Regions from separate parts of the Mus musculus genome. Here region 2 is linked to region 1. The links are chromatin contacts, found by Hi-C or POLR2A ChIA-PET in ENCODE. All regions are on one chromosome and are shown on one strand. Each heading gives the region's core, a stretch centred on a gene start or an enhancer-like site at or near the end of the contact. The rest is flanking DNA. Distances are from core to core; before and after follow the strand shown. Region 1 overlaps Pcp4l1 (Purkinje cell protein 4-like 1). Region 2 overlaps F11r (F11 receptor).

The links. A loop is a pair of places that touch in the nucleus more often than their neighbours do. ChIA-PET counts read pairs that join two places held with the same protein, here RNA polymerase II (POLR2A).
Region 2: a loop to region 1 is called in a map of left cerebral cortex, with 2.1 times the contacts of the local background. The contact joins two enhancer-like sites. A Hi-C loop is called at or near these places in 1 of 37 maps with a recorded cell type or tissue (left cerebral cortex). POLR2A ChIA-PET finds 5 or more read pairs at or near these places in 1 of 5 experiments (embryonic stem cell).

Annotation. Positions count from the first base shown.
Region 1 is chr1:171,169,433-171,173,663 of GRCm38, reverse strand. Pcp4l1 (Purkinje cell protein 4-like 1) reads left to right here. Exons shown (of 3, transcript NM_025557.1): 3 at 1-400. Among named protein-coding and RNA genes, the nearest start is that of Mpz, 16 kb to the right of the region's middle. Within about 2 kb of position 2,368, at least 1 of the 3 ENCODE cell types and tissues checked has a DNase peak (open chromatin) inside an H3K27ac peak, as active enhancers do.
Region 2 is chr1:171,439,942-171,444,172 of GRCm38, reverse strand. All of the region lies in intron 1 of F11r (F11 receptor), which reads right to left. Among named protein-coding and RNA genes, the nearest start is that of F11r, 4.5 kb to the right of the region's middle. Within about 2 kb of position 2,537, at least 1 of the 3 ENCODE cell types and tissues checked has a DNase peak (open chromatin) inside an H3K27ac peak, as active enhancers do.

The sequences.
Region 1 (4,231 bases), core at 1,119-3,618:
GGGCTGGTAGAGGCAAGGGAGGAAGAGCTTCCTTCACCATCCAGACTGAGGTCAGAAGAGCCAGTGATGGCAGAAGGTTCAGGGACGACAGGCCGGGAAATGAAAACTGAGAAACGTTTAGGAAGGAAAGCAGAACGAGATGGTCAAGATGTCTGAAGCTACACACTATTGTTGTTAACCTAATACTCCACGAGGGGCTCTCTGGCCTTTGCTAACCTGCCTACCTCTTTACCCGCCCCCATCTCTAGTCATCCCTAGAGCCATGTGAACCAAGTGACACCCCTATAGCTCTCAGCCACCCCACTGTGGAGTCAGGGCAAACATCGCCACTGTATGTGACTTTAGCATGTTTAATAATGATGACAATAAAAAAAGCCCTCAAATGGGGGCATTGAACCTCTACGAGTGGTTTGTGTGGGTACCTCTACTAATGGCGTGTGTGTGTGTGTGTGTGTGTGTGTGTGTGTCTGTGTGTCTGTGTGTGTGTGTGCGCGCGTGCGTATGTTTCCCACCTTGGGCTGAACATGTAAGCCTAAACTGGCCCAGGGAGGGTGGTAGAGAAACGCATAGATTACATGGTGGTACGGGAAACTAATACGGCCTGAGAACATTCCAGCTGAAGCTAAGCCTGTCTGCCTCCTCCTGCCCTTGCCCTCACCTTGATTCACCGCCCACCACTGTGTCTCTCTGCTGCTGTCACCACCCCCAGGGTACACCTGCAAGGGTGACATCTTCCTGCTCTCCTGCCAGCTATGAGCACACTTGGTACATATCTCTGAAAACAAACCTATTCTCTCCCTTGCTTCTTATCCCCAAATGACCTATTCTAGATTTCCCTCCTACTTGGTCTTCCTCCCAGATTTGCCCCTCCCCTCCTAGCATTTATAAAATTAAGAGATGGAGACGATAACTCTGGACACCAATGAGTACCGCTATCACACTGAAGGTTTTAATGAGGAATCAAATAAAAACAGTGCTTTTCAAGTGAGCAAACATTGCCTAGAAATGGTCTTTGCACATTAAAATGACTGAAAATTGAGCAAAAAAAGAAAAATCATTTCTACTTGCCTTGCTCTTTTTTACTTTTCTGTGGTGAGTGGTTGTTAAGACATTGTCACTATACTTAACCAGGCATGGTGGCGCACACCTTTAATCCCAGCACTCAGGAGGCAGAGGCAGGCAGATCTCTTGAGTTCAAGGCTAGTCTGGTCTACAGAGCAAGTTCCAGGACAGCCAGGGCTACACAGAGAAAGCCTGTCTTGAGAAAAACAATTAAAAATCAAAACAAAACAGACGATTTTACTATGTAGTCCAGGCTAACCTAAAACCTGTTATAGAGCCGAGGCTATCTTTGAACCCACAAGCCTACCTACTGCATTAGCTTCTCAAGTGCTGGGTTTACAGCCTGTACCACTATGTCCACCTAATGACTTTTATTTTGGAAAACTTTGTAAAGCCTCAAGTTTACCATTTTTACCACTTTTTGCTAGTTGTTTTTAGTTTATACTATGGGTCGGGGTTTTGAGATACTTATTTTATATGCATCTGTGTCTTGCTTGCATATGTCTGTATACCATGTGTATGCCTGGTACCCACGGGAGTCAGAAGAAGATATTAAGACCCCTGGAACTGGACATAGATGGTTGGCAGTCATCATGTCGGTTTTGGAAAACAAACCCAGGTTCTCTGAAAGAACAGCCAGTGTTCTTATGGCTAAGCAATCTCTCCAGTCCTGAGTTATTTTTATTTTATGAAATATTATGAAACTGTTTTCCTGCATGTGTGTATGTGCACCATGCACATGCTTAGTATCCGCCGAGGCCAGCAGACAGCGTTGGATCCCTGCAACTGGAGTGAGTCACAGGTGGTTAAACACGGCCATGTGGGTGCTGGGGACTGAATTCAGGTTCTCTGCAAGAGGAACAACCCCCCAGCCCCCAAATTTTCAACAACTCCCATCCTCTCTTTCCCAGCCTCTGTAAACTGTTGTTCTACTGATGTGTCTATGGTTTCCTTTCTTTAAACGACAGGATTTTACCATGCAGCATCCTGAAACTCAAGAGTCTCCTCTGAGGACTGAGGTTAGAGAAGTCTACCACCATGTCTAACTCCCCTCCCTTATTCAGTGTAAGAATATAGAAATCAAAAGCATTCACCAGCCACAAGTAAGAAACAAGCGACAGTAACTCTGAAGGCAGGCTATGCTCCAGAGAGTACATTCATGCCTAGCAAGCCCATGGCTGTGGGATATTAATAGACTTGAACAGTGATTCACAGGAGGGCCCTCTGCTAAAGGAAGTACTGCTTCCCGATGCAAGAGAAAAGGAGGAAGTTTCATTGTTGTGTTTGGAATCTGATAGGAGTGTGGTATAATGGTGATGCTAGCCTTTCATCTTAGCCTCACAGGCAAATAAAAAATAAGCTCATTGCTATACCCAGAATGTGTCCAGTATGCCCTGATAAAATCAGAGTCCTCCCTGGGCTAGCAAAACGGGTGCATTGTAAAAGTTGCTGCTCTTTCAGAGGACCGGAGTTGGGTTTGTAGTATCCCAATTCAGGGATAAGTCCAGCTCCAAGGGATCCAATGCTCTCTTCTAGCCTTTGTGGCCACACACACACACACACACACACACACACACACACACACTCACACACACACACACACACACACCAACTCATTTAAAATTGATGTAAAGAATAACCCCTGTCCCTGTGGTCCATGGGTGAGACGCACTCTACTTTGGCCTGCCCTTATAACACTAAAGCAAGGTGATTTCTCTGTCAACAGCCTATCTCCAATGGACTGCCTCTTGTGGGTCGGCTGAACCATTTAGCCACTCTGATCTGGAGTCTGTTGACGATCCAAACTCTTTGTATATATTCTCCCCACCCCCTACTTTATGGATTCACTTTACATCCCACTTGCAGCATCCCCTCCCCCCTCACATTCATATACATTTTTTAAAAAGACTTCCTTATTTTGTATATGTCTCATTGTCTGCTCTCTTCAGACACACCAGAAGAGGGCATCAGATCCCATTACAGATGGTTGTGAGCCACCATGTTGTTGCTGGGAATTGAACTCAAGACCTCTGGAAGAGCAGTCAGTGCTCCTAACTGCTGAGCCCTCTCTCCACTCCTCATATACATTCTTAATAAGAGGCATGAAAGCGTTGATTTGAGAAAGATAAAATTCTGACCAAAAAGACAGACCTAGTCACCTTCCACTAAATCAGCAATAATTCTCAATAAAGACTCTGCTTTAAGGGGTTGGTTTCTCCCCAGTCTGCTTGTTGTTCCTCATGCTTTGAGCTGAGTTGCTTCTTTATGTCTGCCTGGAACACTCTTGAGGCCCTGGACATTTGATGGGCTCTTCTTCAGGCCCTACAAGAATCAAGAAATGCTTCTTGAATACTAATCACAGACTTTTCTCGAGTGTTTCAACTTGTGGAACAAAACCTGGAAATCTCTGTGTGCAAGGGAGAGGCTGTTATAAATGGATTAGCCGAGAAGATAAGCAGAAGAAAATAAACAGACATGGATCAAGGTTGGGTATGCCTGTAATCTTAGTACTTGGGAGGTGTAGGCAGGAAGAACAAGAGTTCAAGGTCATCCTTTGTAGCTTTTCTTATTTTTTTTTTCACACTTTGTGGGTTCTTCTCCCTGCCGTCTCCTAACAATATCTTTTCTGCCTCAATGGTCTATTTTGACTGCTGCATCTCTTTTCTGCTCTATCTTCTCCTCTCTGGCCCCACTCAGCCTTCTTTCTTCTTGCACATCTTCTCTAACCCTATTCTCATCCTCCTTCAATCTTACTCTCTTCTGCCAGCTGGACCCTACTCTTTCCAGAAGTCTAAGAGGCAACGGAAGGCACAGGGTCAAACAGTTCTAAGGATTAAGCATTCCCAAAGGGCCATTTGACTAGCAACTGGGGATCCTTTAAAGAACCAGGCACATGAAATAATTCATGTGACAATCCTTGGCAACACGTGTAGTTTGATGCCAGCCTGAGCTACATAAAACTCTGTATCAACGTCTACACCCCAAAAAGTTAAAAAAAAAATAGTTGTATGCACATTACTTATGACAACAAATGGGTGAGTCCTCTCACATCATGTGATTCTCCCACTCTCAGGACATCTATCCTATAGTATTGACACCAGGTATCCAGAATTAAAGACGCCTGTGACTTGCACCCCTAGCTAATGAGCTGCTAGTCAGAGAATTTCCT
Region 2 (4,231 bases), core at 1,288-3,787, 270 kb before region 1:
TGGCTGACTTTCACATGCTGGAAGATAATATGCAGGTGACTAGAAACGTGAAATAACCAATGGTGTTACTGAGCTGTGGACCTTGTGTGCTGCAATCTCAACCTGCCATGCAAACCATGGTCACTGATGTAATAATGGCACAGCCGTTATAGGGATAACCAACTACATCAGAGGACCACTCCGCAGAAGGGAGGTCAAACCCAGACCCAGTACCACAGACTCCATCGAAAGAATAGGCTGGGGCAGTCACAGGCCACAGGCCGTGAGACCTGCTGCTTCATTTTGCTAAACGGACATGCTATGCAATGTCCTCCTAGCTACTTATAGTAGCCAAAGAAACTTCCTTTTTGCAGCAGAAAATGGTTAAAGACGTACAATGGATTGAGATCCTGAAACTAAGTAACTATTGAGTGCTCATCTCTCCATCCATCATCCTCAAGGCTCTAAGAACATCACAGAAAGGGGAGTGGAAAGAATGTGAAAGGGGTTAAGGTGGTGAGATGAATGGCTCAGCATGCAAAGGCACAATTCTCCCGAGCCTGAATCCAATCCCCAAGTCCCACATGACAGGAAGTAAAAAGGAATACTCAACAGCTGACCTCAACACACTACAACCACAGGCGTATACACTACAATAAATAATTTTACAATTTGATTTTTAAAAGCAGTACTAGCTGGGCAGTGGTGATGTACGCCTTTAATCCCAGCACTCGGGAGGCAGAGGCAGGCGGATTTCTGAGTTTGAGGCCAGCCTGGTCTACAAAGTGAGTTCCAGGACAGCCAGGGCTATACAGAGAAACTCTGTCAAAAAAAAAAAAAAATCTGGTGGATGCAGAGGAGGGTCGTGAAAGGCTTTCTTCTAGGCTCGGCACAGCTGTTTCATGAGAAGAGGCAGCTGTGTTTGCCTGCCCATGAGTTTGGACCCACGGAGATTTGGTCAGGGACTGGGTGGAGCTTCTGGCTCCCTAGCACGAGATCCCACGGTAGCTACTGGAGGAGGTGCTGTCAGCACTGGTGTAGCCACAACTGCCTTACTCAGGAACCAAGAGCCTGTATCACCACCCGCAAGGCCTTGGTTAAACTCAGCGGATCACAACAGAAACAAGGGCAAAACAGAGGAACGATGAAATGGTGCAGCAGGTGAAGACGTCGCCGACAAGCTTGACACCACGGTAGGAGAGCCAACTCACGCAAGTTCTTCCCTGACCTCCACATACAGACACAGACACACACACACCACACACACACACACACACACACACACACACACACACAAATTAGTTCTAGGCTGGGCATGGTGGCACATGACTTTGATCCCAGCATCTGGGAGAAGTAGCAGGCAGATCTCTGTGAGTTCAAAGCTAGCCTGGTCTACAACAAAGCGAGTACCAGGACAGCCAAGGATGTTACACAGAGAGACCCTGTCTCAGAAAACAAAAAACAAAACAAAAAACAAGCAGAAAAAAAAATTTAGTCCTCTTTAAAAAAAAACAAAAAAAAACAAAAAACCCCAAACAAACAAACAAAAAAAAACAAAGGAAAGCTGTGGAATCAGGAAGGAAACCTGGAAATCTGCCGGGAGGGAATGGGATAAAGGCGGGGAGGGAATGTGAGCGTGACGGGAACGCACTGGATACAATGGCACCATGAAAGAAATTAGAAGTCCTGTCTCAGCTTCAGCACGCTGAGTTTCAGCCCCATGCTACCACACCCAGCACAAAAGTCACTGCCTGCCTTTCGCTCCCAAAGCCCCAAAGCGTTCTGCGCTTCCTTGACAGCCCAGCGGTATATCAAGCAGTTGAGGATCCCACTTGTAGCTTTTGGCTTCAATCCCCCACCCTGCTCTAGCTGTGGATTGTCTCTGAACCTTCATGAAGCTGGACACTTCATGGAGGCTGGAGACTTCAGACACCAAACAGTGCCCCCCACCCCCCACCAACAATGATTTTGACATGAGGATCCAGCCCAGGCAGACCAACTACTTCCTTCTACTGTTATAATAGGAAACCCTTTTTTTTCCCTCTTTATCCAACATCCTGTTAACTATTAGAATAGTTCTCCAGGTACTTTTATGCCACTAGTTTCGTTTTTTAAAAAATTAAGGAAGTTGAAAAAGAGAGAAGCCAGCCAGCCAGCCAGCCAGCCAGCCAGTCTCTGGTTCTCTATGAACACCACAATACCGCACATCTAGGCATATGAACTTCAGAAGATGCTCTCAATATAACAAACAAAAGCTTTCTGGAGGTTGGAGTGACTGGATACAGAATGCCTGGGCAACAGGAAGACTGTGAGTCCCACCACAGAGCAGGCTCAACCCTCTGACGATGGCAGAGATTGGTCATGACAGTGGAGGTGAGGGGTGGCTTTGACTCCATGGCTCCCTCCTGCCTTTTGCAGACTTTCCAGTTTTACCAGTTCAGACCCCTCCCCCATCCCCCCCACTGCAAAGGAAAGTCACACCGGCCAGGACATCACTCACTCAAGAGACCTGGCATCAAACTTCCTGCCAGCCAGCTGCTTCCTCTAGTCCCACCCCCACACCCTAAAACAAATGACACAAGCTGGACTTTGGACAGAAACTCTGCTTATCAGGGAGTCCCAGGCAGATGAATTCCAGGGTTTCAATGCCTGGAAAACCCCAATATGCATTTGCTCATCCTGCTACCCACAGCCTCCGCCCAACCCTGAGAAACTTCTCTCTCACTTAACCTTTGCTTTTGGACACCTGAGCCTGTGAGTCCTGAAATTCCCTAGTCTCAAATCCAACAGATGTGAAAATCAAGCCCCATTACTTCCTAATTTACCACATAAAATGTGTGTAGCACTTCAATCTACCTTTGCGGGTTTGGGAGAGGGCATGTTGGCACCCTCCCCTGTGAATCTCCAGCTGTGTGTAGACGGTGGCAGATCCAAGCAGCCAAGGCCATACTCCCTATAATACCAGAGTGTAAGAATAAAAACTACAGCCAGGCATGGTGGCACACGCCTTTAATCCCAGCACTTGGGAGGCAGAGGCAGGCGGATATCTGAATTCGAGACCAGCCTGGTCTACAGAGTGAGTTCCAGGACAGCCAGGGCTACACAGAGAAACCCTGTCTGGGGGTGGGAGGGACGACCACCCACAGTCCGAGTTCTATGAGTTCGAGGCTACTAGCCTGGTCCACCCAGCACATTTCAGGCCAGCTAAAGCTACACAGAGACTCAAAAGAACAACAACAAAAACAAGAAGGAGGAAGAGGAAGAGGAGGAGGAGAAGGAAGAAGAGGAGGACAAGAAAAATCTCCAGGCTATATTAACAATCAAGCTGTAATCTAATAATCTATCGCACAATGTAAGTCTCATTGTACATCTGCATAACAAAACAATAGAAAAATATACATAAGAAACTCAGCCAGATAAAGCTGTAGGGGCAAGAACTGAGTGGGAGTGAGCTACTCCACCCTTTGATAGATCCTGAGCCTCAAACCCAGTCAACCAACGTGTTTGGAATAAGCAATTTTTGGAACCACGGCAGCTCTGCCCAAAGGAGAACAAGGCTGGGGTCCTTGACAAGCCCAGGTCACAAAGAAATATCACCGCTGAAAGCCTTCCTGAGCCAAGTCTAGCCTGCTGGAGTCCTGCCCAGCATTTTCTCCTCCTAGGGGTGGCCACCCACTAGCATCTAGCTTCAAGAGAATGATCATTTCCTCAGGAGGAAACAGCAGCAGGACTTACCAATCCACAGTTTGAGGGGGAGGGACTCTGCTCCAGTACTCCAATGGGTTTTCGTGTGTGTGTGTGTGTGTGTGTGTGTGTGTGTGTGTGTGTGTGTGTGTGTGTGTGTGTGTATGTGTGTGTGTGTGTGTAAGGTAAGAGGGGACAGAGAAAATGTCAGCGTTCCACGCCTGGCTTACTTCCCTCCCTTCTGGATACAATAAAAGTTGACCCAGCCACTGGCCCCTGCATGTAGCTGAACCCTTTCCAAGTTCAGGTTCTCGAGGGAATGAAACACAGCATTGTGGGTCACCAGTCCCAACTCTCCAGGCTCAGCTCTCCCAGCCTGTCTGTGTAGCCTGCCCACTGAGTAGCTCAGGCTGGAGCAGTCATCCACTTAGCAGGCTGGGCTCAATACTTAGCTATCCCGCTCTTTCTTTTCCTCCCTGACGGCAGAGCCCACGGTGAGGAGTAACTCAGAAGCCAAGGACACTGGGGCAAGCTGTTTGTGCTTCCTTCACACCGGATGCCCCCACAA